Linked DNA regions of Homo sapiens: regions 1 and 2 are each linked to region 3. Evidence: chromatin loops called from intact Hi-C (ENCODE). Cell type or tissue: dorsolateral prefrontal cortex. All regions are shown on one strand. Links, peaks and the distances in the headings refer to the core of each region. The heading gives the core; the rest is flanking DNA.

What was found. Peaks named below come from ENCODE experiments on the same cell type or tissue, not always from the same donor. Only the 100,000 strongest peaks of a DNase experiment are listed, where the experiment ranks them.
Region 1: it touches region 3 in a loop (2.1-fold over the local background); 2 of 110 quality-filtered maps call a loop at or near these places.
Region 2: a loop joins it to region 3, with 3.0 times the contacts of the local background. A loop is called at or near these places in 22 of 110 quality-filtered maps.

Annotation. Positions count from the first base shown.
Region 1 is chr4:26,149,657-26,159,934 of GRCh38, reverse strand. It overlaps LOC105374541 (a long non-coding RNA gene), which reads left to right. Exons shown (of 6, transcript XR_925507.4): 3 at 1,252-1,323; 4 at 5,648-5,687; 5 at 7,171-7,314; 6 at 7,597-7,841. It also overlaps a transcript of RBPJ not described here. Among named protein-coding and RNA genes, the nearest start is that of LINC02357, 84 kb to the right of the region's middle. In dorsolateral prefrontal cortex, for the core only: no CTCF peak of the experiment used is centred there; no DNase peak of the experiment used is centred there.
Region 2 is chr4:25,919,647-25,929,924 of GRCh38, reverse strand. It overlaps SMIM20 (small integral membrane protein 20), which reads right to left. Exons shown (of 3, transcript NM_001145432.3): 2 at 1,556-1,612; 3 at 113-771. The coding sequence ends at 734. Among named protein-coding and RNA genes, the nearest start is that of SMIM20, 11 kb to the right of the region's middle. RefSeq lists a silencer at 3,963-4,012. In dorsolateral prefrontal cortex, for the core only: CTCF peaks have their summits at 3,746 and 3,952 (motif pointing left); DNase peaks (open chromatin) are centred at 3,257 and 3,964; H3K4me3 peaks cover 413 bases; H3K27ac peaks cover 2,673 bases.
Region 3 is chr4:25,982,626-25,992,903 of GRCh38, reverse strand. No RefSeq gene overlaps it. Among named protein-coding and RNA genes, the nearest start is that of SMIM20, 74 kb to the right of the region's middle. RefSeq lists enhancers at 1-5, 4,329-4,528. In dorsolateral prefrontal cortex, for the core only: CTCF peaks have their summits at 4,394 and 4,602 (motif pointing left); DNase peaks (open chromatin) are centred at 4,593 and 5,946; H3K4me3 peaks cover 1,304 bases; H3K27ac peaks cover 1,004 bases.

The DNA.
Region 1 (10,278 bases), core at 2,085-7,084, 170 kb before region 3:
AAAAAAAAAAAGAGAGAGAGAGAGAGAGAAAGCTTCTTGCCCTGGACTCTCTCTCTTCCAGCTTCCTCTGCCTGAGAAATGGTAACTGCTGGTACCATCTTGAAAGCCATGGGTTGAGATGGAAGAGCCACTTGGCCAGCTTTGGACCATTCATCTCTGTACTGATATATGAAAGATAAGTTCTACCCTCCTTTAGCCACTGTACTTTAGGGTATCTTTGTTATAGTGGCCCAAGGTATGTCCTAATTAATATCACACTATATCTTCCTCTTGGAAATTCATGGAGGTACTATAAACACGCTGAAGGTTCTAAGGTGTCCTGCACAAGGTAAACAGTTCAAATCTTATTGAATGAAGAAATTCTTCTTTTTATGTAAAACTTATTGATATACACACTTTGGGAAATTTTCTCACAGAGATAGTCCTAACACATAGTTGTTCTTTGGGAAGTACTGGGATAGAGACATCTTGGTAGCTGGAGAAGGCTGTGGAGTTATCATTTCTAATCATTGTTAATAAGGGGCATGGCATCATCTATCCCCACCCCAACTCAGCTTCTCCTCCATTCTTCTTGGAAAAGCATCCAGGTGGTGGAAAAACTGGAACTTGTGCAACAAGTCTGGACTCAAATCAAGACTCTTGTGACCTTAGACCTCCTCCTTCACCTTTCCAGGCCTCCATTTCCTCAGATGTAAAATGAGAACACTGATATCTACTTCACAGAGTTGCTTGGATCTTATACATGAAAGTGTCTAGCATATGAGTATCTCCTACCTTCTTCCTGTTTCTTTTTGCCTTCTCCATGTACTTCCCATCAGGGTCTCACAGTCCTTCTAACAAAGTTCATCCTGAGGTCTCTAAACCCTTTCTTCCCAAGTAAAAGTAAAATGATAGATCATTTTAAGGAATGACTATTCCTCATAGTATCTGCATTCTGAAAGGGACTAAATTGAGAGAGAGAGAGAGAGAGAGAGAGAGAGAGAGAGAGAAAGAGAGAGAGGGAGAAAGTCTTCTTAAAAGTCACAAGGAAAATTATTAGCTCCCTTTTGGGCTGCAGGATATTCAGGAAGAGAAGTGGCTTTTAGTTCCTCATCTTTCAAGGATCTGAATGGCTTTAGGCAAGTAGTGAAGAATCAGAACTGCTTGTGGGTTTTCCTGGTAAAGCCAAGGATGACACATGGTTTTACAATTCAAGTTAATTAGAAATAATTCAAAGTCTACACCATTGACAGAATTCTCTTTCATTGCCAGGTCTGCAAATCAAGAGAGAAAGTAGGCAGAAAATTGAGCCAGAAGGACTCATATATTGGAGACTCCATGAGGGTAAATTTGGCGCCTTCTCTTCACTTTTTCTTCCTCTGCAAAAGCCAGCATGGTGCTCTGTGCACAAGGAAGGTTTTAAGCATACTTACTGACTCCCTTTTCCTCATCTGGAGGGTAAAGCTCTTCATAGGGGGCTTTTATTAATCAATAATTTTGTAGTACAAGTAACAGAAACCAACTCTAGCTATCTTGAGGGTAAATGCAATTTATCCGAAGGATACCAGGGAAAAACATCAAATCTGAGGAACTGTAGAATAACCAGGCCTTGAGAAGACTAGAATCAAGACAAACTTGGAGACCTCAGCAACTGAAGTCCATGGGCCATCCACCTAGAACACTGTCCTGATGTGACAGGGAATGTGACTGGTCCATCCTTAGACAGTCTCCACCCTTGATCAAGTGACTATGGCCAAGGTAGCAGGGCTGCTGGGAGCCTACACCAGTGACATAGGAGATAGTGCCTATAGGATGAGTATTTATTATGAACCAAGCAGCCACCCACAGAATCACCCATTGTAGATTTTGTGCATAAAAAATCACTTCAAAACTGGTTTTAAACAACAACCATTTTACTTGCTCATGATTCTCTGGGTCAGCAATTTGGGCTGGGTTCAGCTAGATAGTTCATCTGTTGGTTTCACTTGCAGTCATTCCTAGGTTGTAGCTATCTGGTAGCTCAATTGAGGCTAGATCATCCAAGATTATTTTGCTAACATGTCTGGAAGTTGGCATTTGTTACCAGCTGGAAAAAACCTGTTGTTACCATGTGACTTCTCATTGTCTAGTAGGCTAACCTAAGCTTACATTGTGGTCTCAGGGAAGCAAGAGAGGGCAGACCCCAGTGTGCCTATGCTTATATCACATTTGCCATTGTCCTATTGGTAAAAGTGAGTCATACAACCAAGCCTAAAGTCAAGATGTTGAGAAATAAACCATCCTAATGGGAGAAGAGTTGAAATCACATTACAATAAGGAATGTAGAAAGGGACTGAAAAAGTTTATGGAAAGTTTTGCAATCCAAACAACCTTATACTGGCTTCCATCTATATATATTCCCTAAAGCATAATTAATTTTTAAAAATCTTTTGATTTTTCTTTGAAAGTAAATAAGCTGCTTAATCAAATTTATCTATAGGAAGATTTAGTTTTCCTTTTTATCTTTTTCATTTTTAGTTTTTAGAGACAGAGTCTTGCTTTGTCACCCAGGTTGGAGTGCAGTGGTGTGATCATAGCTCACTGTAACCTCAAACTCCTGGGCTTGAGTGATCCTTCTGCTTCAGCATCCCAATTAGCTGGGACTGCAGATGTGTGTCAACATGCCTGGCTAATGTAAAAAATTCTTTGGAGAGGTGGGGTCTCATTATGAGTTGCCCAGGCTGGTCTTGAACTTCTGGGTTCAAGCAATCCTCCCGTCTTGGCTTCCCAAAGCACTGAGATTACAGTTATGAGCCACCTCACCCTGCTGGATTTAGTTTTTAGTTTTGGGGGTTTTTTTGTTTGTTTGTTTGTTTTTGTTTGTTTGTTTGTTTGTTTTTGACACAGGGTCTCATTTTGTCACTCAGGATGGAGTCACAGTGGTGTGAACCTGGCACACCACAGCCTCAGTCTCCCTGGGCTCAGGTGATCCTTTCACCTCAGCCTCCTGAGTAGCTGAAACCAGAGGCACCTGCCACCACACCTGGCTAATTTATGTATTTTTTTTTTTGTAGAGACAAGGTTTCACCATGTTGCCCAGGCTGGCCTCCAATTCCTGGGCTCAAGCAATCTGCCAGCCTCTGCTGCCCAAAGTGCTGGAATTATAGGCATGAGCCACTGTGCCTGGCCCTGGATTTAGTTTTAATTAGAAATTATAACCTATGCTGGGCATGGTGGCTCATGTCTGTAATCCCAGCACTTTGGGAGGCCGACGTGGATGGATCACCGGAGGTCAGGAGTTCAAGACCAGCCTGGCCAACATAGTGAAACCCCATGTCTACTAAAAATACAAAAATTGGCTGGACATGGGCTCTACTAAAAATACAAAAATTAGCTGGACATGAGTGGTGGGCACCTGTGATCCCAGCTACTCAGAAGGCTGAGGCATGAGAATGTCTTGAACACAGGAGACAGAGGTTGCAGTGAGCTGAGATCGCACCACTGTACTCCAGCCTGGGTTACAGAGTGAGACTCTGTCTCAAAAAAAAAAAAAAAAAAAAAAGAAAGAAAAGAAATTCCAACCTATATAGTTATAGTTTTTGGAGTAAATCCAAAGTATAATAGTAAAAACAAACAAACAAACAAGCCTGGATAAATCCTTAGCCTGCTGCTTGAGACTCAGTCTGACAGGTTTTGAAATGTAATTCTTGCTCAGCTGGTATTCATAAATATCAGATTGTCAACTTGACTTTACACTGCATTAACAATAACAGTAATCATTTATTGAATACTTACTGTGCACTAGGTATTTTTATACAATACCTCTAATTTTTGCAATACTCTGTCAAATATGAGTTATTATTCCCATTTGATGGTTGAGGCACTGCAACCCACAGGTTAAGCTTCCTGCCTCCATTAACAAGTTGTTTATGTCAGACACAGTATTTGAATCTGGCTCTGTCTGACTCTATGGGCACTGTCACTGCCCCTTTCTGCCTCTCAGTGATGTATGTTTCTTTCCAGGAGACCTGGATTACACAGATAAAATGGGAAAGGAACACCTACCATGCTTTCTTCTCAACATGGTCAATTTCGTGATTGGAGAGAAAATTTCAAACTGCCAATAGTGAAATGAAACTTCTCTCCTCTGTACCTTCACTGAACCTGCAGGTTTTCTCTCTCTGACCTTCAACCTTCCACTATGGAAGGAGTTGTATGTTTGACAAACTTTCCTTACTTTAACCCTCTTAAGAGAAAAGGTCACCTGCAATCCCAGCACTTTGGGAGGCTGAGGTGGGCAGATCACTTGAGGTCAGGAGCTTGAGACCAGCCTGGCCAACATGGCAAAACCACACCTCTACTAAAAATACAAAAATTAGCCAGGCGTGGTGGTGCATGCCTGTAGTCCCAGCTACTCGGGAGGCTGAGGCAGGAGAATCGCTTGAACCCAGGAGGTGGAGGTTGCAGCGAGCTGAGATCGTGCCACTGCACTCCAGCCTGGGCAACAGAGCAAGACTCTGTCTGAAAAAAAAAAAAAAAAAAGAGAGAGAGAGAAAACTAAAAAGAGAAAAAGGTGAGCAGCTCAGTGACCCAGAGGGCATGTGCCTGAGGCTGAATCTTAGGTCCCCTGGCTCCCCACCTCAGCCATGAAGGGCTTAAGGGCTGAGAGGCTAAGAAGAAGATGGAAATGGCGCTCAGCTGGTCACTTAGAAAATGTTTTTATATCTGTAAGAGTTAGCTGGAAATGGTCAAAATATGTACTTTTTCTTTCATGATTTCATGTAATAAGTAATGGTTGGGATTAATGCATACAAGTACAGGTATTCACCCCTCCTTTCCAAAAGAGAGTGATCCATATGTTTGCTAGGAGTTGAGTATTTGAAGTTGTTTACATTTTCCTCTTTTAATGATATTCCAAAAAGTAGTTTCCTAGACTGAGCCTGTGGCTTGTTTAACTCTTAATATTCTTTATGTCCAGCCCTGATATGGTTGGGAAGTGTGTCCCCTCCAAATCTCATGTGTTCTCAGTATTGGAGGTGAAGCCTGGTGGGGGGTATTACATCACGGGGTGGATCCCTCATTAATGGCTTCACACCATGCCCTGGGTGATAAGTTAAAGCAAGAGCTGGTTGTTTAAAAGGAGCCTGGCACCTCTTCCCCTTTTTTGCTCCCTCCCTTGCTATGGGACACACTGGCTCACCTTTGCCTTCCTCCATGATTATAAGCTTCCTTAGGCCTTGCCAGAAGTAGATGCTGATACTATGCTTTGTGTGCAACCTGCAGACCCTTGAGCCAAAAGAACAATTATAATTACCCAGTCTTGGATATTCCTTTATAATAACATAAATGGACTAACACAAAACCTGTTTTCAAGCCAACCAATCTTCATTTTAAAACCATGTTCCTGAGAACAGATGTGTGTTCAGGTCTGAATAAGATCAGATAGCACTTCCATCTGGGACCACAGCAGCATGGAAGGGATAGGGAGGTTAGGAGCAAAGGGCAAGAGCAGGCAGAAAAGCAGGTGAGTCCACACGGTGTTTCCCTGGTAAATTCCTACGGGAACGAATATTCATTGAGTACCTATTACATGCCAGACCCTGCACAGACACTTGTCAGAATGATGCCTTTTATACCCTGAATTACCCAGTGAGGTAACCATCATTATCTTATTTATCCTGTTTTACAGATGGAGAAAATGCAGCAACTTGCCCGAAGTCCCAAATCTGGTAAGTGGCAGAGCCAGAGCTTGAACTCAGGTCTCTATCATTCCAAACTTTTTGTTCTTTCTGTTCCCCGTGTTATGATTGCCTCCACCCACAGAGTGGAGGGGAGCTCTTTGTATCTTTGTTTGTCCTCTAAAGGAGAGATGGCAGAAACTCTGGTCAGCAGCTGAGCGGGAGTTCTTAATTGGGGAAGGAGTTAACAATGAATGGGGGAATATCAAGCAAGTTCCAAATACAGATTTGGAGTCCCTAATCCAAAAATCTGAAATCTCAAATGTTCCAAAATCTGAAACTTTTTTTTTTGAGAGGGAGTCTCACTCTGTCACCGGGGCTGGAGTGCAGTGGCACGATCTCAGCTCACTGCAACCTCCGCCTCCTGGGTTCAAGCGATTCTCCTGCCTCAGTCTCACACGATGCACAGGTGGAAAATTCCACACCTGACCTCATGTTATGAGTTGCAGTCAAAACACAGGTGCACAATGGTGAAGATGATGTTAACACTGCAGAAAAACGGCCTAAGTTATAATATGGTAAAAATGTATGATGGGTTTGTTGAAGGACTAGAGCTGTGTGTGCCTTCATAACAGAACAAGAAATCATGTCAGCTTATAAAATCAAAGAGAGACCCCCTAAGACAAAAACCACTGTTACTAAGGCCAGTGACACTGGAGGAAACATTTGAAAAAAGCTATCCACTAGCATGCCTCTTCATCCTTGGAGGACCCACATCCTGGTCCCTCAACTGCTTCCAGTGTTTCTCCTCACCTAAAAAATAGAATACAGTGTACAGTAATCTTTTAATCAAAACACAGCATCACAGGTGGAGACTGAACGCCTGCTGTTATCTCTTGCTGTTGTTTCACAGCTGATGCAGGTATTCTGGGCATGCTACTGTGCTGCTTGGTTACCCTGAACACTCTATTTTTTCACTGCATTAACGGTTTGTCATGTTTTTTACCTTAAAATTCACACTTATGTGTGAATAAATGTAAGAAAACAGTTGCTTCTCAGTAGCATCTACATTCAGAGTCAGGAATGATGGTGATGCCAAATAACCACAGATTGTCCACATGGGTGGCTGAGCTAGGGTCACCTTTGCTTTCTGATGGTTCGATGCACACAAACTTTGTTTCATGCACAAAATTATTTAAGATACTGTGTAAAATTACCTTCAGGCTATGTGTATAAGGTGTATATAAAACATAAAATAATTTCCTGTTTAGACTTGGGTGCCATCCGCATGGTATCTCATTATATATATGCAAATATTCCAAAATCCCAGACACTTTGGATCCCAAGCATTTTGGATAAAGGACACTTAACCTGCACTTCTACCTCTTTTGCCCACTCCCAGAGTGTTCATTAGATGATTGGTCATAAACTGGGGCAGTTCATACTATTTTCTTAACTTTGTAAGTTGCATACATAACATCTGACAGTCTCACAGTGGTTGGCAAATTCATTCCACTCTTTTCAACTTCTCAAGCTCTCTGTCTTCAAGAACTGAACAAGGATTCAATATGGATTAGTGATTAAGAGCTTGGGCTATGGATTCAGAACAACCTGGGTTCAAGTCCTGGATCTGCTCCTTACAAGCTGTGTGAGTTGAAACATCAATTTAAAAATTGAGGTAAGAATTCTTTATACAAGTTATGAGCTCATTGTGAGAATTAATGAAGATAATATGTAGAAAGTACTTAGCATGGTTTATGCACATAGTAAGCACTTATTAAATGCTGCAGATGAACTATCCTGGCTTTACTATGTACCAGTTATGGGATCTCATGCAAGTTTTCCCATCACAAGGGGCTAGGCCATGCTGCTGTAACAACAATCTGAAAGCATCAGTGGCTTACAACAAAGAGGGTCCATTGCGGATTGACTGAAGCTTGGCTTCTCCCATTCTCTCTAGTGTTCAGGGCGTACCTGGAACATTGCCAGTCTACGTGGTGGATGAAAAAGACAGATGGCAAACCACGTGCTGGAAGACATGTGTCAACTCTGTCTACACGTCACTAGCCAACACAAGTCCCATAGCCACTCCTGAATTCAACAGTGCAGGAGTGGATAGTATTCCTCCAGAGTGGGGTATTGAAAGGAAGAAAATTGTAATGTTTTATCATAGTGTATAATTTGCCAGCTATTTATTCTGAGCCCTACCACTCTGTAAACTTTCTGGCACAACGTAGGCACTTTTGAATGAGAATCTTATTATACTGTCAACTGTTCTAGGGGCCCCTTCTGCTCCCAGTTTGCCATAAAGAGGCGTCAGACCCCAAAAGCCCAATTGTGCCTTATTTAGTTCAACATCTGGAGAGGCTCAGCTGTCCCACATATTTGTTCCTAAATCACTGAGTTGCTCACTGAATTGGCTGCCGACCCACCTTTTCCAGACAGGAGAAGAGGAAAAACTTATTTGCGAAGAAAAAGAGAAGGCTCCTCTTGGCCAGGCCAAGGCCTCCTTTGGAGATGGGCCATAACAAACAGAGATTTGTAATGACTAGGATACCCTAAACCGATAGTAAAATGGAAATCCACAGGATCAACCCAGCAGAGGGACTGGGTAGTCGGAAGGCTGTCATCGGCCGGTGGTGTGACCTCAGACAAACTCCTTTGCAGCTCTGTGCCTCAATTTCTTCCTCTGTAAAAGGGAGGTGGTGGTGGTGGGGACAGTGACTCTCTCAAAGAGCAGAGATGAGAGTAAAATATCATATCCATGACCAAGTCACAAACTATAAACACTATTCCACAACAGTTTAACAAAATGGTTAAATCTAACAAAAATAGGACAGGATATGCAATATATCTGACTTTAACAATAATTTGGTAGTAAATATGGAAGGAGTTGAGGGCCCAAAACACAGAACATATTCCCATTTCTTGGAGATCTTCAGCAGATCACAAAAAAGAGAAAGTTAGATTACTTGGGTGTTCAATTTGCTGGCAACCATTTTATGCTATAATTCAGCATTAGTCATGGCTGACTAATTTTTTTCTCTAGAAAATTAGATGGAGCATGTAAACACAAAGGCACAGCACAGCCTCCTGGAAAAAACCCCAAATGCACTGAGTCTTCGGGCAAGACTGAGGGATCAAAGGCCAGGTGGGCTGCCTGCTCTGCTGCTTCGGTGCCATTTGGTATCATTTCCGTATTTCACTCAGTTGGTGTTGCTCAATTTCCACTCCCTCCATCATCAAAAAGTATTTTTAGAGCCTTTCATTACAGGAAATCTTTGGCGTTGTTCTCAGGGCTGCTCATATAGGGGAACATGTTTTCCATTGTCAGTATATCCGTAAATAAAGACTAGCAAATGCATCTTTACATCTTGGAGGGCACATTTACTCTTGTCTGATGCTGCATGGCATACTGAACCATGGGAGAGGACCAGAGCAAAGATGTGATGAGCTTTCTCACTAGTGTAAACATGGCTCAGGGGTTGACCAAATAGGTGGCTTCCTACAAACATTTCCCTCACCCCATGAGACCGGGGTATGTGCTCCTGCTTTGTGTTCTGTGTCCATCACTGTCCTTGGCCCATTGTGTACCCTATGGACTTAATCATGTAAGTGTTTGCCCTGTACTAGCCACTGTTTTAAGTTCTTTCAGTGTGTTAACTCATGAGACTGTTACAACAATCCCTTTTTTTCGGATGGGAAAACTGAGTCACAGAGAGGTTGAGTAGCTTCCGTAAGGCTGCACAGCTAGGGCTACTCTAAGAATTAAGTGAGTTAATGTCTGCAAAGTGCTTTATGCAGCGCCCAACACACTGTAAGTGCTCTACAAGTGTTTGTTAAGTAGATATGCAGAGTGTAGGCAAAGCCATACTACTAAGGGGCTAAACATGGTTGCACCCAGTGGGGGTGAAAAGGCCTGGTTTCCAGCCTACCACTGTGACTCTGCCCTGAAGTGAGATCTTGGCCATGTTGTTTGGCCCCTCTAGGACCTGTGGTTCTCATCTGTAGGATGCATCTGATGATTAGGTAGGCTTTCTCAGGTCAAAGCATTACTGGTTGTGCAACACGTGATAGGGAATGCAAGCATAGGGAATATCACTAGATAATTTACCATGGACATCCAATTTTTGGAACAGCCTTGGGGATGGGGGCCTGTTTGTGAAATGGAAGAGTTTTTCCTACTGAATTCAGAAATTTATCTGATAAAAAGGAGCTCATTTCAGAGACATGTGTTTCTCTAGAACCTTGTAACCAGAGGCAGTGATAACATCAGAGGTATGGTTCAAGAATGTTACAGTGTGCAGGAGTTTTTAAATGCTAACTGCAATCTCACTGGAGAGGCTAAGAAACGTAAATTCTGCCTCTTGGAGTCTTGGGGCATAGCTGACACTGGAGAAGTTTGGTAAAGCTGGCAAACCTGGAGGAAAAGTCGGGAAGAAAGTTGATGGAGGAGAATTGGCCACCAGTGTGGCAAAGACATATGTCTTAGTCTGGTTTGTGTTGCTATAAGAGAACACCAAAAACTGAGTAATCTACAAAGAAAAGAAATTTACTTCTCATGGTTCTGGAGTCTGGAAAGTCCAATAACAAGGTGCTGGCACCTGGAGAGGGCCTTCTTGCTGTGTCATCCCATAGTGAA
Region 2 (10,278 bases), core at 1,744-6,743, 62 kb after region 3:
TGAATCGCACACAGATACCTAGTCAAATATAATGTAGTCAAATTGTACTTCTCGGCACTATAATTTTAATTGCTTTACAAAAGATGATTTACAAAAAGACACCACTGCAAAGTAGAAATAAATCATTTTAATGTCTATTTTTTCACTTCTATTAATTGATTATTGATTTCTACACAAGTGTATGCATCTAGTTTGACTTGCTTCATATTTATTTTCCAACACGGTGCAATCTTCAGCATGAGGTGCACGAAGTACCTTGTCCTCAAAGAGCTTTATCAACTCGAACATTTTCGAAGAGCTCTATAAGGCAGCTCAGCATGGCAGTTTTTTACTGAAATCTCTTATCTGGAAGATGGCAGAAGAGACCCGGACCTTCCCGAGCCCACTGGTTGCTTGTATTCATATCACAGCTCGCTTGAGTAAGTGGTAACGACAGAATAATAAGCAGATTGCTCCTCCAAACCCAGCTGGGTGAGATAGCTTCATTTTTGGAAAATCAACTGAATCATGAAAACCTTCCTAATGGTATAATTTGTTCCAGAGTTCTTTTGATACTTAAGAAGGGAAATATTAATCCTTGTGCACAGTCTTTTATTACAAGCACTCTTATTTATGGTATTACAGAGTTTTCTTCTCCAGCCGTCATTCTCTGGTGAGGTGACTGGCTGTACCCCATGCAGAATCGAAAGCATGAAGAAATCTCCTTTCTTAATCAGAGCTGATGACAGCCCTCTCATTTCCTGCCAAATGGATCAGACCACACTTTTAACCCTATGGAAAGAAACAGGAACAAAAACAGGATTCATTTTTAAATGTCCTTCCACTTTCCTCCACCCCAAACAAACAAAATGACATCAGAACTGAGCTGTGCAATTTACAGTGTAGTTTGAGATGGTGTGAGCAGGCTGCCGGAACCTTGGCATTAAATGGCCAGGAAGCCATGGCTGCCATAAGGGACTTTTAAATGGCTCAGGAATTGTACCCCATAGCAGGAAGACCGACATCTGGCCTAGTTAAAAAATAAATAAATAAAAAAGAATGTTGCCACAGATTATAAGAGCTTTGGTTAATAAATGAGAAACCTCTCATTCCTGGCTAACTTGGATCCTCTGAAAGGAACTAACCATTCAGCCATAAAGGGAGCTTTTTAGCCCTTGTGCAAAGCAGAACCCCACATCAATTCAAACAGCTAACAAGTAAACACTATTTTCCCATGAGGGGAGTGTTTAAATAGGTGCTTGGTAAATAAGTCTGCCAAACAGCTATTCACGTCTCATATCGAATCACGCACTTGTTAACATTTTTATGCCCACTTATAAAATGGAAAAGAGGAACCTGGCAAACGTGCAAAAAGTATTCTGGAGTGAAATATTAGAATGACGCCTTGGGTGGCATCTATAAATGGCAACTGTTGAGAAATAAATAGCAAAATCACAATCTTGTCTCTAAGCTAAAAGGCATTTTCCCACTCTCCACGCCAAGGCAAACACACACAAACCCGCACAACACAGTAGTACAAATAAGATTTGGTTTTGATTTTTTTTTTTCAGTTTACCTGGTGGCTGCACATCCTCTTGAACAATTCCAGCCCGATTTATAGCTTGTTCCTTCTCTGAGAAACATAAGAGAAAAATCATTCTTTAGAAGGGGGGCGGGGAGAGAGAAATATTTGTATTTACATGGGCCAATGACATGGGACAATTAGAAAACAGTATTTATGAGTGCTGTTAAATTCAGATACGCTATTATGCAAAGCTTTTAGGTTGTGGAAGTTAGATCCTATAATGCAAAAGAGATTGGGTATTTTCAAAAGAATAAAGAAATCCATACTTCAAAAGAAAAGCTCCCCAACTAACATCTCTTCTCTGTGATCTCAGCATTTTGGAAAGACAAGAAAACAACAACAAAAAAAGAACAATTTTGAAAGAACTGGTGGGCGTGATATCACGAGGGGAAAGCTGCTGAATTGAAGGAACAAGTACAATTAAGAAAACGATGTAGTTTATATGTCTAAAATGCACTCCACCAAAGGACTAGACTCAGAGCTAAATATGCTATGTTTTTGATAGGAAATAGAGCAGAAAATTAATCTTTGGGTGGGTGGCTTTGGTTTGGATAATTGAAGCTTCCCTAATTGATTGCAGGTGCTGCGCCAATTAGCACATTGTAGCGACAGCAACTAAGCCAGTCTCTTTGGAGATGTCCAACAGGCAAGGGCCAAGAGAAATTGGGCATTTCATATCTGTGGGCTTGAAGCACTCTGACACATTTTTCTAAGTGGTTTAGAATAAACCCAAGGTCTGTAAAAACAAAGAGTTATTATTTTAAGTATCTTGACAAACAAATGACAGCTTTTCAGGAGAAAGCCTTAGAGCCAAAGGACGTTTACCACTAAATTATAGTAATGAAATGTCATAATCGGACCTTTGTTTTAATCAGGCTGACAGTGTTTCTTTAAATCCACATTTAGCTCTTATTTAGTATCAGGCCATTTTCTTTACTTTGGCCTCTGGATTCTCATAAAGTTACACAAACGTAACGGTACAAGAAACAGGGTTTGGCCAAATCTAATATTCATTGAACTTGCTTCTCTAGTCATGTGACAGAAAGTCAATCCTAAATGACCGACCTGATAGTTTTATCAATACTAAGTTTTGCTGTGGCAAATAAAACACTGGGCAATGGGGATTATGGGAATCCTGATATCCAAGTCTAAGAGGGATGGAGAGAACACATAGGATACTCAGGCCTATTCCAGGCAACAAGCGGCCTGATGGTTTCACTGCTCCTCTCTGAAAAGTAGCGGATGAATGGCAACCAAGATTCTCTCAAGATATATCAAAAGATTTCTTCCATTTAGAGTGGATATTATGGAGCCTCTAAAGTGTTAGACTTTCTGAAATAACACAAAAGGTGTCCTCATTTCTTAAGACATTAAATCATTGTAGAACTGAGCCCCACCATCCTATAGACATGTAAGTCTCAAAGTATGGATGTCTCGAACATGCTCTTGGAAGATACCAACATGTAAAAGCCCACAGTCATCAGTCTTGGCAGGAACAAAAATAGAATTAATTTTCTGTATCTAACTAAAAGGTCTATTTTCTGATACTATGGAAGAGGGAAGATTTGAGTTTTAAAAAATCACTATCAGAAAGCATTCTAGACTTAGAGATTTCATAAAATCAGACATCCTGGTGTACCAAACACATTGTCCAGAGGCAGGTACTGCAAGGCAAAAGAAGCTGGCAGACTGCCAAGCATCAAAGGAAGCTGACTTTTGGTGGCAAGGACCGAATGCCTAATTGGGTTCTAACCTCTTATGATGCAACGGAGAACCAAATGAAAAGAAAGAAATCCCTGTCTTCACACTTTCTTGCTAATTGCTAATGAGGCTGAAGCAAGGCTGAAGATTTATTTTAAATAGACCATAATCTCTTTATAATCCTTGTCCTAATGCAAACACCTCTGTAGTTTGGCTTGGTCAGGAAATTTAAACCACTTTGCTGAGCCAGTTCCTACCAAATGATAACCAGGTATTAGCATCCTATCTACATCCCCTGGTTCTTTAATCCATTAATGTTTTATAAATACTCTAAGGCCAAAGCAGTCTTATGTAAATTCATGATGTAACACAAAGACACTTTATCTGTGAATGCAGAATACTCTAAAAGGAAAACAGAAACGAGTCCCTCACGATTTAGCAGTGCATCTTGATTGAGGTTGACAGTAAGCTTCTATTTCCCTATCTTTGGAAAAGAGCAAATGTATATAAACCTCAGGAAAAGGGAAATGGCAGAAGTCAGGGGTTTAACTATGTAAACAAATCAGGATAAACTTATTACCAATTTCACTAGTGAGCACATTTCTATCAGGAGTGAAATAATTTAAACCCAAATATGGCACACCGGGTTAAAAAACTCCCCACTCCAGTGTCTCAGCAAGCCCGACTCTGCCCCCTGGTGCTAAGGCAGTGGTGTGATTTGTAGTTTTAATTGAGGACGTTATCTCTGGTCCAGGGGCCAAAGTGTATTATTAAAACTAGTAATACATGCAGACCGGCTGATTTTTTGTACGATAGTAAAAGAATCTACCTAATAATGTTGAAGTCTTTAAAAACAAAAACATATCCTTATATTAAATGTCCACACCGGAAAATACATCGACTGTGTGACTTGTTACTTGAACATTCACAACAATGCAAACACTGCAGGATACTCAAGCCCCAGCTCCCTCAGCAGTCTCAGGATTATTCGTTGAGGGTGCTCTAGTGGAGGACCAGCAGACAGAAACCTAAAATAAAAAAGCAAATGAAAGCTGGTGCAAGGTATGACCTTGGGAACCTACCTCCCTATTTCTTCCTGCCAATAAATACTTAAAAGCAACTCTGCCGGGCGCAGTGGCTCACACCTGTAATCCTAGCACTTTGGGAGGCCGAGGCGGGTGGATCACCTGAGGTCAAGAGTTCAAGACCAGCCTGGCCAACGTGACGAAACCCCATCTCTACTAAAAATACAAAAATTAGCCAGGCATGGTGGCGGGCGCCTATAATCCCAGCTACTTGGGAGGCTAAGGCAGGAGAATTGCTTGAACCTGGGGGTCAGAGGTTGTAGTCAGCCAAGATCATGCCACTGCACTCGAGCCTGGGCGCAAGAGCAAAACTCTGTCTCAAAAAAGAAAAATAAAAAAATAAAATAAAATAAAAGCAACTCACAACTTGAATTGTGACAAATGGCAAAATTTGAACGTGGGCTGTATATTCCATACAAGTTGAATATCCCTTATCTGAAATTGGTTGAGAACAGAATTGGTTTGGATTTAGGATTTTTTTCAGATTTTGGAATATTTACATATATATATAACAAGATATCTTGGGGATGGGATCCAAGTCTAAACATTAAATTCATTTGTTTCACATACATCTTATATACATAGACTGAAGATAATTTTATACAATGTTTTTAATAATTTTGTGCATGAAACTAAATTTATATTAAGTACTTATGTGTGGTATTTTCCACTTGTGTCATTTTGGAACTCAAAAAATTCCAGATTTTGGAGCATTTTCCATTTTCAGATTAGAAATGCTCCAACTGTAATAGCACTGTATCAACGTTAAATTTCTTAGATTGGAAAACCGCATTGTGATTACATAAGAGAATGCCCTTGTTCTTCGGAAATACAGGCTGAAGTGTTTAGGAATGAAAGCTCACAATGTCTTTGACCTACTCTCAAATGGTTCAACAAAATAACAGTAATAATTATAATATATAGTACATATAACTATATCTGTATATATGTATGTATCTGTATGTTATATATAGGGGGAGAAAGCAAATGTGGCAAAATGTTAACAACTGGTAAATCAAGGTGAAGGACAATATAGGAATTTACTGCACTGTTCTTGGATCTTTTGTCAGTTTGAGTTTCTTTTGTTTATTTATTTATTTTTTGAGAAAGAGTCTTGCTCTGTCACCCAGGCTGGAGTACAGTGGCGTGATCTCGGCTCACTGCAACCTCTGCCTCCCAGGTTCAAGTGATTCTGCTGCCTCAGCCTCCCCAAGTTTGAGTTTCTTTTTTCACTAACAAAAACCACATAACTGTACAACATGCATACGAAAAGTCCAACACCATTTTGACTCTTCCATGGTGATTATTTCAAAGAAGCTATCTTTTAAAAAGTAGCAAATATAAAATTTTTTTCAAAAGCTTTTCAGTTGCTTTTGTTGCTGCTGTTACCTAGATACATACACCATCTGCCTCTGGGGTATTCCAGAACTGGAGGTTCACTGGTGGTGAGTGTGAACCAGGGGCCAAGGGGAAGCCATATGACCGCAGCAGCAAGTGCAACCCAGTTGGCTGAAGGGGACCAAATGGACGTGGTGACAAGAAAGAACCAGGGACGGAGGGGAAGCCATATGACCACAGGAGCAAGTGTGACCCAGTTGGCTGAAGGGGACCAAGTAGCCACTTGAAGCACTGCACTCCTCCCAACAGTGTCAACAGGTCTGTTTCCTCACCAGAGCCTGGTTGAATCCAGGGAACTGTGTAATGCCAGTTAGAAAACAAGACCCAGTCTGCCTGCGCATTTCATTCGATTATGTGGTGAAAGGACTGAAAAGCATATTCTAAGCACCTGGCATGTCACAAGGAAAATGCCCTGACAAGGTAAGAATTCTTTCTGCATCAGGTGATTTCCAGTACCGTGTGCTGCCTAGGCATAGCCTCCTTTTGGGCAGGGGCAGCAAGGTGCAGCGGAAATCAACAGGACTGAGAAGCAGCAGAACTGAGGTCTCACAGCTCTCCCCTGTGGCCTTTCACTTGGCTGGCTGTTGAACATTCTTCACTGTCTGAAGGCATCATGAGGCAGGGCATTAAGTACAGGCAAGGTCAAGGAGTTAGGGCCTAGTGTCCACCCAGCAACTAATGTGCTGAGTAACCTTGGACAAGTCACTAAATGAGGGGACGGAAATGAGCTCAAGCCCCTTCTGGTCAAACCCTATGATTTTATGCTTCTGAACATCCAATTAAAATTTCAAATGAAAAGGATCACAGAAAATGATCTTATTCTGTCTAATTTCACAGGCTGGCCTCAAATGCATGTTATTTGTAAAAGGCCATATTCAGGGTCACTGTCTAGTTCTAGGAAACAAAGACAGATTAGCCATCTGTACTCTTCCCTAACTGTGGCCTCTTCAGACCAAACATGCTATGCCAACAGGGTGAAAGCTAAAAAGTGTCTGGGACTCCCTCCAGAAGTACAGCAGAACTGTACCCAGACTTCTGGTTTTGGGTCACTGACCCACTGATGCCATCATCTGTCCAGCGCTCATTTCAGTACTTGAGGTATCATGTACAGAACTGCCTTGTACTCCACATAACACTTAGGAAAGCCTTGCTAAGTTAACGAAAGAACTGAAGATCATGCTGAACGCCAAAATGAAATCCAATAAGGCAGTCTGGTGATAGTGGCTGCCTGCTCTGCAACCATGGAAGATCTCCTTGGCTTTGTTTTACCTAAGCAGGCTTCCCCTTCTTTTCTGCTGCCTGTATGCTTGTTCCAGCAGAGACCCTGGAACGTACCTGTCCCCATATCCATGCTGGCACAGGTGAAGGGCCCGGACTGATCTGACACTTGGCTCTACATGGACTGCCTTGCCAGTTGCCAGCCCTAAGTCTTGCTTTTACCAGTAACCCAGTTCTCAGGGAGTAGGCTTCTGCCCTGTCCATCCAAGAATGATGGGCTTCTGCCCCACAGTCTCAGGATCCTGGGGAATGAAATGTATGAAGGACGGTCAGGAGAGAAGGCCTAACAAGAAAGGCTAACAGGAGTGGCTGAAAGGCAGGAGCAAAAGAGCAAACCCAGGAGGACCTTCCACGGTGGAGAGGCCCAGGGAAGACAGTGCTCCAAGGAAGGAGAGGATGGCCTAGAGTTGGTGCCTCTTACTCATAAATGACCTGACTTCCTGTGTCACAAAGAGAATAGACGCCATCACCTGGAAGTGCCCACAACTTGCCAACATCAAACCTAGATATGGCAGCATCCACACCATCCTTCCTCCTGAGCTGGTGGAAGAGGTGCCTTGCCTTTGGTCCAAGGCTCTTTCCTCTACTTGAGCTCAGGATCTCATGTCACCTCCCACTCTACGGACTGTCTTCTCTCTCCAGCAGCTTTCTCTGTCTAAGACTTTCTTGGCCCTCCATCTCTTCCAGCCAAAACTAAAAGAAAACTCTTCCCAGACCCTGTGACCTGCTGGAAACTTTGCCATTCTCCTCTCCATACAGCTAAACATCTATAAATAGTCAACTTAATACACTATTAATAGTCAACTTAATACACTTCAATCCACTGCAACCTGCCTTCTGCCTACTTCCAAACCACTGAAAGCATGTTTAACAATATAACCAATCACTTCTAACTTATTTCTGTTAAATATAATTCATATTTTCACTTATCTCTTTTACTGTCTCTAAGCAGCCTAACCCTGCTGACCACACTCCCTTTTCATGAAGAGCTGTCTTTATGGGGCTTGTGACTGCAGCCTCTCCTGGTTTAAAACCTGTCTAGCCACTCCTCCTCAGTCTCCTTAGAGGGCCTTTCTCTTCCTCTGACCCCCTATGCTTCAGCCCTTCTGACACTGGTGTTCCCCAGCACACTGCCCCGGGCCAGCTTGCCCCTTACAATCTCTGAATGCTGCCTGGGAACCCTTACCTACTGCAGTGACCTGATTCCCAGCCACGTGCTGATGATGCCCCATCTCCAGCTGCAGCTCACATCCGGCGTCTCAGCCCCAGATCGGTATATTCCATTGTCTATGGGAAATCTCAAAGAGCACATCAGCTACCTCAGCCTCAAAAGCTACCCAAATGCCCAAAAGCAAACTAACTTGTCTTTTCACCCCTAAAACCAATTCCTTCTTGTGTTTTCTAGCTAATGACCAGCATCTCCATCTCCTCAGCTGCTGGAGCCAGAACACTGGGTGCCATTCTCCTTCTTTGCCCCGTGGCTAATCAGCCACAGACCCCTGTAGAGTTTACTTCTTTTCTTTTTTTTAAATGAGACAGGGTCGCGCCATGTTGCTCAGGCTGGTTTGAACTCCTGGACTCCAGCGATCCTCCTGCGTCAGCTTCCCAAAGTGCTGGGATTACAGGTTTGAGCCACCATGCCCACCAGTTTGCTTCTTAAATATGGCTCCCAAATGCAGTCACTTATCTCCACTCCCATAGCCACCACTCTGGTCTCCCTGAGGTCACAGGAAACACAGCCTTCCCGTACCTGGCCTTCCTGTCCCCAGATTTGACTTTTCCACCTTCTAGTTAACATACAATCAATCAGAGTGATGCTTGTAAAGAGTGAATATGATCACTGCTCTTACTAACATACAGTCCTGTGTCACTCATCTGTGGGAGTACATTCTGAGAAATGCGTCCTTAGGTGATTTCATTGTTGTGCAACCATCATAGAGTGTACTTGCACAAACCTAGACAGTGTAGCCTACTACACACCCAGGCTATGTGATATAGCCTATTGTTCCTAGGCTACAAACCTGTACAGCCTGGTACTGTACTGAATACTGCAGGCAACTGTAACACATGGTAAAGATTTGTGTGTCTAAACATAGCTAAACTTGAAAAGGTACAGTAAAAACACTGTATAAAAGATTTTCCAAATGGTGTACCCAAATAGGATATTTACCTTGAATGAATCCTGCAGGAGTGGAAGTTGCTCTGGGTGAGTGAGTGGTGAGTGAATGTGAAGGCCTAAGACATTACTGTACACTACTACAGACTCTATAAACACTGCACACTTAGGCTACACTACATTTATTGTTTAAAATTTCTTTCTTCAGTAATAAATGAACCTCAGCTAGCTTTTTTACTTTATAAACTTTTAAATTTTTAAAACTTTTTGACTCTTATAGTAACATTTAGCTTAAAACACAAACATCTACAGCTGTACAAAAATATTTTCTCTTTATATATCTTCATTCTATAGACATCTTTCTATTTTAAAATTATTATTATTTTTTCCTTTTTAAACTTTTGTGTGAGAAACTAAGATACAACATATATATTAGCCTAGGCCCACACAGGGTCAGGATCATCAGGACATCACTAGGCGACAGAAATTTTTCAGCACCATGATAATCTTATGGGACCACTGTCATACATGGTCTATCGCGGGCCAAAATATGATACAGCACATGACTATACTTCAATAACCCTCCACTGGCTGGACTTCCAAGACACCAAAGGGTTACTGGAGCACTGTAATTAAGCAAGTGAGATGATTAAATTTGGATGGCGTGACAAACTTTTCAAAAACCATGGCAGAAGACCTGCAGTTCTATACATTTTCCAATAGACAAAAACAGAGGTTCCCAGTTACAAATTCTTACCAAAGAAGTAGTAACAGATGTATGTCAGAAGGGAGAAAACTGAAGCTAGAAAGGAGTGAAATGTAAGCAGCGTCGGTGAGTAAAGAACGCGGGTGAAGATAAACAGTCAGTGACCATATACAATAGTGATGGTGTTAACTGATTTGCTGAGTCACAGGCACCAGGCAGGACAAATATATTATGTCAGGTGCATGGGACAAAGGTTAAGGCATTATAAGGACCTTGTATTGTTCAAGGGTAAAGACACTGACTAACTCTAAACTTTATAAAAGAACAAAAATAGAATTTAAAACTTTCAAACTAGTAGCGGGAAGAGAAGAATAAAGAAGGCTTGAGGCAGAAAAGAAGAAAAAAAGGAAGCATAGAAATAGAACAGAAG
Region 3 (10,278 bases), core at 2,566-7,565:
ACTCTGTCTCAAAAAAAAAAAAAGGAATTCCAATAATTGCCAGCAGCCTCCAAAATCTAGGAGATGGGCATGAAGCAATTCTCCCTCAGAGCCTCCAGAAGGAACCAACCCTGCTGACGCCTTCATTTCAAACTTCTGGCCTCTGGAAGTGTGAGGGAATAAATTTCTGTTGTTTTAAGTCACCAAGTTTGTGGTACCTTGTCAAGACAGCCACAGAAAAGTATTACATGCTGTATTGTTAGGTTATTTTCTGTTTGCAACCCAAATCCTAATTGTTGTAACTTAGCAGCACCCGACATACAATAAAATTAAATGAATGAATGGTCCGGGCACAGGGGCTCATTCCTGTAATCTCAGCACTTTGGGAGGCCGAGGCAGGCGGATCACTTGAGGCCAGAAGTTTAAGATCAGCCTGGGCAGACTGAGCGCAGTGGCTCTTGCCTATAATCCCAGCACTTTGGGAGGCCGAGGCCAGTGGATCACCTGAGGTCAGGAGTTCAAAACCAGCCTGGGCAACATGGTGAAACTATGTCTCTATTAAAAATACAAAAATTAGCTAGGCATGGTGGCACACACTTGTAATCCCAGCTATCCAGAGGCTGAGGCAGGAGAATCACTTGAACCTGGGAGGCAGAGATTGCAGTGAGCTGAGACTGCACCACTGCACTCCAGCCTGGGGAACAGAGTGAGACTCAGTCTCAAAAAAAAAAAAGAACAAATGTACTTATTTGTATGTGCCTGATAGGACATACTTAAATGTGCATACTTTTATTTGCTTTCTTAGTGGGATAGTAGAAAAGACTTTGGAGAGCATTCCCCTGCACTGAGCAGGCTGATGTGCTCACACAGCTGTGGAGGAGGGTGATCTAGACAGGAGGGATGACACGGGCAAAGATATGAAATTGGGAGGGTGCAAAGCATGTTGAAGGTTTGAGGGTTCAGGGGGCCGTATGTAGATCAGCCTGGTGGTATAGGGTGCATCTGGGAGGCAGAGGGAGGCCAAGCAGGAAAGGCAGCCTGGGGCCAGTGTGGAAGTCACCAAAGCCATTCCAGACGTGGCACTGGCCTTTCCCTGAAGGTAATGGGCTGTCATCGCAGGTTTTTCACCCAGGAGCAACATGATAGAAATGGTGCTTTAGAAAAATGAGTCTGGTCTCATTAGCATTGATTCTAGTCCTGCTGAGACAACAAGGCATAGATAAATGGTCCACATCCATCCTTAAAAGTGCACAGCAATTGTCCAAATGAACCACACTCTACACTGGCTGAGCTTTCAATTACAAAATGCCATCAGTTACAATGACACAATGGGGCATTACAGTAATCCGTCACTGAAATCATATAAAGCTGCCAACTCTGTGTTCTGCCACCAAGATCTTGGCCCTTTGAGCCTGCCTCTCCCGCCAGCCAACTCCGCCTTTAGGCAAGGATTCCCAGTATCCCCCTGGGTAATTCCAGACCTAGAGTCACTTCTCTCACACTCTGGGCTCTGACCCCATCTCAGGTCCTGCCTGTGGCTCTTTGGCTGTCTGCTAACAGATTCTGCCCCTTCTCACCCAAATTTCAGGCCCATGGACTCAATCCCCAGTCCTGGTAATAGTGAAAGATGAATTCCCACTCCATGGGCCAGGCTCTCTGTGACTGCCTTAAGGAGGCGGTATGGCAGAGTGACCAGCCACAGGCTTGGGTTCAGTCCTGGCTCAGCGACTGGGAGGGTTTTTTTTAACTCCTCCAAGCCTCACTTCTCTCAGCTGATAACAATACCTAACTCACAAAGCAGCTGTGAGGATCAGGGCAGGTGATCCATTAGTAAAACTATTATGAGACATGCACTTACCCTTATGGAACTGTACTCAGAAGAAAAAAGCCAAGTTATCTTCATTTATGAAAAGTCAAAAATGAAGCAAGTCAAGTGAAGCAAAAGCACCATCTTGGATTTCAGTAAACTCATGCACCAGTTACACGCACCATCTAATTTTGTTTCCGAAATATGTTGTTGCCTGAATTCAATATCTACCACTCCGGTCATCCCAAATGAAAGTGGACAGAGGATCAGTGACTTGCCTCGTGCTTCCTTGGATAAATAAAATGTGGTGCTCACACATTATGGGGCTCTGTGCAGCAATTACGAGCCTCAAACTGGATGCACATACACAGTAACATGGGCAGATCTTAAAAAACATAATAGAGGACATCGAATACTACTTTGTACCCAGCCCCATTCCAAGTACTTGACACAGTGTAACTCATTCAGTTCTCACCAAATCCCATGAGGTACACAGCATCATTATCTCCAATGTGCAAAGAGAAGCATGGAAAAGTTCAGTAAACTGCTTATCATCTTACATAGCAGAGGAGCTGAGATTTCAACCAGGCAGCCTACATGCTTCACCTCAATTCCGTATTAAATGCATACACATGCATACACACACACACACACACACACACACGGGCATTTATTTATTTATTTATTTATTTAATTTTGAGACAGAGATTCACTCTTGTTCTCTTGTTGCTCAGGCTGGAGTGCAATGGTGCGATCTCGTCTCACTGCGAACTCCGCCTCCCGGGTTCAAACGATTCTCCTGCCTCAGCCTCCGGAGTAGCTGGGATTACAGGCACCTGCCACCACGCCCCGCTAATTTTATATTTTTAGTAGAGATGGGGTTTCTCCATGTTGGTTTCTCCATGTTGGTCAGGCTGATCTGGAACTCCCAATCTCAGGTGATCCGCCCGCCTCGGCCTCCCAAAGTGCTGGGATTACAGGTGTGAGCCACCACGCCTGGCCTCACACATGAACATTTATAACAGCAGGACCTTCAGCACATCACCATTCTGCCTATGCCAAACTGCCAGTTTGTTCTCAATCCATCTCTGCCTTTCCTCTGCTCTTCCTTATATCCTAGGGAACTACAATTGCCAGCTCTCATGGCTCTGGCTTGTGGGTTGGTTTAGGGAATGGGAAACTGGTAGAAGATTAGAGAGGGGAAGAAGGGAGAGCCAGGGTGTTTCTCTATGTCTTTCCTCCGGTAGCTCCCACAACCCTGTTTCTCTTCCTTGGCTCTGCCTTCTGTCAGATGGCCCCTCCTCGACTGTTTCAGATCCTGCCAGCGGTCCCTACATTGGAGTCCCAGCCATAAAGCAGTAGCATCATCCTTCCTATTGCTGCTCCAGCCCTAGGGGTCATGGTGGCTTCCTGAGGTTGATAATCTCTGGGTCACCTGTTTGTCTTCTCAGTTTGCCTATCAACTTGGGTAACCAATTCCCTATATTAAATTTTCTCTGTTTGAAAGACCTAGAGTGGTTTCTAATTTTCTTGCTAGATCCAGACTAATAACTCATTTGTGTGAATTAAAAATCTATGCGTGCTCTGGTGGAAGAAGTACTGACCTGTGAATCAAGATGCCTGGGATGGAGGCCAAGTGCTGTCCCAACCCAATGTGAAACCTCGAGCTCTTTGTCTGTCCTTCTTAGACTTTGCATGCTTTTCTTTTTTTATGAAAACTTTTTTTTTTAACTTTAGAGAGATTGGGTCTTGCTGTGTTGCCAGGTGGGAGTACACTGGTATATGATCATTGCTCACTGCAGCCCTGAACTCAAGGGATCATCCCACCTCAGTCTCCCGAGTAGCTGGGACTACAGGTGCACGCCACCACATCTGTTTTGATTTGTTTTGTACAGATGGCGTCTCGCTATGTTCCCCAGGCTGGTCTCAAACTCTTGGCCTCAAGCAATCCTCCCGCCTCAGCCTCTCAAAATGCTGGGATTCCAGACATGAGCTACCATACCCAGCCTAGATTTTGGATTTCTAATTTGCAATGTTAATGTGGATTAGGTGCTTTTTTTAAAAAGTACATTCTTACTCAAACTCTTTGAATGTGTGTGTGTGTGTGTGTGTGCGCGCGCACGCACATGCATGCATGCGTGCTCGAGATCACAGATTTTTTTCTATGGATAATATGAATTCAAGGATATGCATGAATCACATTAAAGCAGCTGCCTTTGGAGTAGAGAACAGGGATAGAAAAGAGTAAAAAGACAATCAGAAGCTGGGCACAGTGGCTGACGACTGTAATCCCAGCTAATCGGGAGGCCGAGGCCAGGGGATCACCTGAGGTCAGGAGTTCAAGACCAGCCTGGCCTACATGGTGAGATCCCGTCTCTACTAAAAATACAAAAATCAGCCAGGCGTGGTGGCGCAAGCCTGTAATCCCAGCTACTCGGGAGGCTGAGGCAGAAGAGTCACTTGAACCCGGGAGGCGGAGGGCACAGTGAGCAGAGATCACACCACTGCACTCCAGCCTGGGTGACAGAGTGAGACTCCGTCATCAGAAAGTCCCGGTACTGACAATTGGAGAGCAATGCAACACAGCACACAGCAGTGGTTCCTAACCTGTCGGCCAGCCCACGTGCTGCCGTCCAGAGCTAGACGTGTCACCAATCACCTTCCACATTCACCCTCGGTGCTCCTGAAGCAACGGGAAGCCTTTTCTGGGTGTTTTGTTGTTGTTGTTCCACAGTCACTTCTTTATGGGCCAGCCTCGCCCTGAGAACGAGGAGGGTGAAGGCGGTTCAGCCCGGACAGGCTGCTGGCGCCATCTAGCGCTCCGATGGAGAACTGGCTCCCGCGCATTCTCTGAGTTGAGATTTCCGGCGCCTGCTCCGAGCTCTCCAACCTCCATCTGCTTTTTTCAAAACCTTCATAGCTTGCCAATTTGCAAATATTGGGAAGTCACTTTGCCTTGAAATCTTCAAGGAGTAACTCTACTGAGCCCATTGCCAGTAGAACCCGCAGAAGCTGCCAGGCAATTACCTAACCCCCAAGAGGCCCCTAGCAAATTGGACATTCTGGGCATTTAAAACCCGCCATCCGCATGCACAGAATTGTAGGAAACGTGGGCTCCAAATTTCATCATCAGAATCTCTGAGGGGCGACCTCAGCCTTTCCTAAGAAAACAATGTCTCTCATGAGGTGTGAAGACATCTGCTTTCCAGAGTCCCCCACTGCCACTATCTCTAAATAACAATTTCTAAACAAGTTGTTGGTTCACATTTAAAATTGCGAGCCATGTTTTCTTTTCTCCATATAGGAGAGGAGAGGCTGGTTGTTTCAGGATTCATTAAGCCCTAATTTCTTCACCAGCATTCTGAGCGCAAATGGCTTAGCTGCTCCATCCCATGTTTAAGGCATATTGAAATAGGCCCTATCCTGCCTGAGACATTAACTTTTAGCAGTAACTGCTAGAAAAGGACCTTGATTTATTTATAATCAGCTGATGTTATCATTCACAGGAAAGACTAATAACATGAGAAATAAACTTGAGCACTGAGTTAGGGGGCAAAATTTGGGAGCCCACCTTAGTTTTTTTTTGTTTTGTTCTGAAATAACCAAGAACAAAGACAAGAGGCGAGTACTGAGTACGGATGAACATGAATGAATTGCTAATTATCGAAACAATTTATTTGGACACTCTGCTACCCGGGAGAGAAGTAGGGTGCTTTTTGTCTTTCCCATCAAAGACTTTATTGCTATTTTGATCATCCAGAATTGTCAAGACCATGTTTCCCTAATAATGCGGCCAGCGATTTCATTTCGCCCTAGGGCCACGGTCACCCAACAGCTTGTAGGACTCTCCGTCCCTCTCTGTTATGAGTGCAGGGAGACGACAGAGGAAAGGAGGGTATAGGTTGGATGCGAAGTGGAAGAGACTTTTCTCTCCCCTTTTCCAAGTGTCAAAAGTGCATCAGTGGCAAGGAGGAATTGCCTTTTAGTTTACTTGGATTTTGACAGGCCCCTTTTACTTTCCCGTCAGCTCCTCAATTCAGGCAATTTCACGGCTTCTTTTCTGCTACTGAGACGTGTTTGTGGCAGCAGTGTTGTTAGCTGCAGCCACAGGCTGAGGAGCCAAATTGCTAAGCAGCCTCGCTTTGACTGCAGCCCACACCCGCTCAGGAGGATTTGCTAGCAACCCAGTGACAGTCCAGACCTAACAGGGCCATCAGGCCAGCCCGAAGGGCGACAGTGTGTCCTGGTTCATTATTCAGCCCAGTTAGATGGCTGAGAGCTGTCTGTATACTTACTTTCAATGAATTGAAATATCATAAAATAGACCTCATTCATTCATTTAACAAGTAAGCATTTATTGAGAGCCATGCTAAAGCTCTGCTGAATGTAATTAGCCGATTAAGCCAAACTCTGCTAAAGAGAGTTCCAGGCAGAGGGAGCAGCAAGTTCAATGTCTAGGTCATAGGCTTGGCTTGTTTGAGGAAGAGCAGGAAGATAGGAATAGTTGGGGGGAGATGAGAGCAAAGATGAGATCCTGGGCTGGGAGGCCACATCATGTACAGCCTTCTAGGCCACAGTGGGGACTTTGGGTTTTAGACTATGTATGATGGGAAGCTACTATGGAGTTTGAAGACCATGCTGTTTCCAGCCCCAAAGGGGCTTTAAAATGCCATAGCCTCTAGGATGAAACACCTCCTCAGCACAGCACCCAGCTAGCTTCTCCTCTGTGCTCTCCTCCTGCCTCACCCCACTCGCATCTCCATATATACCCACCATAGCTCTCTCTTATTTTCCAAAGGCAACATCCCTTTATCTGCCTGGGAAACACCTACCTGCCCTTCAAGACCTTGCATATCCACCACTGCCTTTATCCAGCCGATCTTGACTGTCTTACGCTGTGAATCCCCCTGTTCTTTGCCTCAGAGCCTCTTGGACACAATCCTATTATATAGGGTCCCTGTCATTTCTAAGTGTCTCCCTGCCCTGCAAGACTGGAGGCATTAGACAGGGGAATCCCGTGTGGGGCTGGGGCAGAGTCAGCAAAATAGGTGTGTTAAATTCTCCTTGGGTGGATGAGCAAATGAACAAGTGAAGGGGTAGCTATGGAGAGCTAACCCATGAACTCCCTACCAGCCGTCCACTCCACAGTGTGAAGAATGGATGAGGGGTTGGTTGCAAGCCAGACTGCCTAGGTTCAAATTCAGCCTGCAGCAAGTATTTCCCAGGTGACCTCTGGCAAACTTCTGTGCATTCACTTCTTTATATATAAAATAGAAAGGGTCATAATGCCATGCTCTGCCCACAGGTTGTTGAGAGGATTAAATAAATTAGTATATAAAAGCACTTAGGGCCAGGCATGGTGGCTCATGCCTGCAATCCCAGCACTTTGGGAGGCCGAGGCAGGCGGATCACTTGAGGCCAGGAGTTCAAGACCAGCCTGGCCAACATGGTGAAACCCCATCTCTACTAAAAATACAAAAATTAGCCAGGCATGGTGGCAGGCACCTGTAATCCCAGCTACTCAGAAGGCTGACGCAGGAGAATCACTTGAAACCAGCAGGCAGAAGTTGTGGTGAGCCGAGATCACATCATTGCACTCCAGCCTGGGTGACAGAGCAACACTCTGTCAAAAAAAAAAAAAAAAAAGCACTTAGAATAGGGCCTAGCACAGTAGACATTTGGTAAGTGTGAGTATTATTATGGCTGTTTTGTTGTTGCAAGGGAAAGGGGCTGCAGGATACAGAGAGGGGAATTCAGGGGAGAGTGGGAATCTTGGGGGGGTGGGGTGGTGAGCTTGCTGCTTTCTTCTCCAGCTTTGTCTGGGGCTGTTCTGAACCACAGGTGCCCTGCCTATAAGGCATGTCTCAGAGGCTCTTAGAGGGAACCATTTTTTCATTAATCTCCCAGTAATGTCATGGGAAAGTCAAATTGCTTCCTATTCTCAAACCCTTTCCTACCTTCCTGGAAGCTTTTGCTGTTCCCTTTTCGATGGAAGGAGGTTGGGCTGGGGTTGGGCTGGGAGCCAGAACACTTGGTTTGGAGTTCTTGCTCTGCCATCTGTCCCACCAATGTCCTTGGGCAAGAGGTGTGACCTCTGAGACTTGAATTCCTCGGCTGGTCTGAGATCTTCCTCTGCAGGCTGCCGTGGGGTCCAGGCAGTGGTTCTGTGCTCCGGCTATGGAGTCAGGCTTTTTTTTAGACAGAGTCTTGCTCTGTTGCCCAGGCTGGAGTGCAGTGGTGCCATCTCCTCACCTCCCAAGTTCAAGCGATTCTCATGCCTCAGCCCCCTGAGTAGCTGGAATTAAGGGACACACCACCACACCTGGTTAATTTTCGTATTTTTAGTAGAGATGGGGTTTCACCATGTTGGCCAGGCTGGTCTCGAACTCCTGGCCTCAAGTGATCCGCCCACCTCGGCCTCGGAGTCAGGCTATTCTGGCTCATATCCTGGCTCTACCCTCTGTTAGCTGTGGCTTTAGGTAAGTTATCCAGTCTCTCTGTGCCTCAGTTTCCTCAGCTGAAATGGGGCAATAATAGCTACCACCCTATTATAGGCTGAATTCTATCTCCCGCCCCCACCCCCAATTCGTATGTTGAAGTCCTAACTCCCAGTACATCACAGTGTGACTGTATTTAAAGAGAGGAAGTTAAAAGAGGTCATTAGGGTGGGCCCTAATCCAGTATGACTGTTGTCTTTATAGGAAGAGGACATTAGGACGCCGACAGATTGGGAAGACCGTGTGAGGGCACAGGGAGAAGAGGGTCATCTACATGCCAAGGAGAGAGGCCTCAGGAGAAACCCACCGTGTTGACACCTTCAGGTTGGACTTCTAGAACTGTGAGAAAATAGATTTCTGTTGTGGAAGCCAGCCAGGCTGTGGTCCTTTGTGATAGCAGCCTCAGTGGACCACACACCCCACTAGGCGGTTGTGAGTGTTAAATGAGAAGATGCATGTGAGGTGCTTGGAATAGGCCAGGTATACAGCGAGTGCCTAACACATAGCAGCCTCTCATCACAAGTGAGGGCCTGATTCTTGCAGGGATCAGCAGAGACATGCTGCCTCAGAAGGGAAATCCCTGTTCTTAGTTCTATTCAGACCCAATGACACATTCAATATTTACTGCAGGCCAGGTACTACGGCTCATGCCTGTAACCCTAGCACTTTGGGAAGCCGAGGCAGATGGATCACCTGAGATCAGGAGTTTGAGACCCAGCCTGGCCAACATGGCAAAACCCTGTCTCTACTAAAAACACAAAATTAGCGGAGTGTGGTGGTGTGTGCCTATAATCCCAGCTAATTGGGAGGCTGAGGCAGGAGGATCGCTTGAACCTGTGAGGCAGAGGCTGCAGTGAGCCGAGATTGTGCCACTGCACTCCAGCCTGGGCGACAGAGAGAGCAAAACTCCGTCTCAAAAAAAAAAAAAAAATTACTACATGTCCACTGTGCCCCAGCATTGCCTGCGTGCTGGGTGTTAACACAGCAAGGAGTAAAGCCAGCATTTCCGCTGCCTTCCTGAAGCTTACAGTCTAACTTGCAGAAGGACAGAGGACAAGGGACCATGGAGTAAAGAATCCCCTACCATAGGAACCCGGAGTGAAAATAGAGCAAATAGAGCAGGAGCTGTGTGCGAGAGAAACAGAGGGTCAGGCCAGGGCTGAGAAGGTGTCCAGGAGACAGTGGAGGCAGGTCAGGGAGAGAAAAAAGTTAGGCAGAAGCAGCAGCATTTAAAAGGCCTGAGCAGAGAAGAAGCCAGGTGTGCTGGGAATCAAAAGGCTTGCAGTCATGTAAGGAGGCAGGATCTCCTCCTTCCTGCTCCTTTTCCAGCATGGGGTGTGCTAGCTTCCATTTTCCTGTTTCACGTTTCACCTTCCACCATGGGGTGGCCCTCGCCAGATACAGGCTCCTCGACCTTAGACTTCTCAGCGTCCAGAATCATGAGCCAAATAAACCTTTTTTTCAAGAAATTACTCACTCTGTGGTATTCTGTCATAGCAGAAGAAAATGGACTAAGATATGTCCCAGCTATGCTGCCGTTTTCTTATCTATAAAATGGGGGTTGTGGTGGTAATAATAGTAGTCCTCATGGAGTCATTTTCAGGACGAAAAGAGTTTATATAGGCCATGCGCAGTGGCTCACACCTGCAATCCCAGCACTTTGAGAGGCCGAGGAGAGCGGATCACTTGAGGTCAGGGGTTTGAGACCAGCCTGGCCAACATGGTGAAACCCTGTCTCTAATAAAACTACAAAAATTAGCCAGGCATGGTGGCCACACCTATAATCCCAACTACTCGGCAGGCTGAGGCAGGAGAACCATTTGAACCCAGGAGGTGGAGGTTTCAGTGAGCTGAGATCATGCCACTGCACTCCAGCCTGGGCAACCGAGTGAGACTGTCTCGAAAAAATTTTTTTAAGTTTATATATGTAAAGTACTTAGTACAATGTCTAGCACACATAAGGAACTCTGTTGTATTATTATTACTCCATAACAA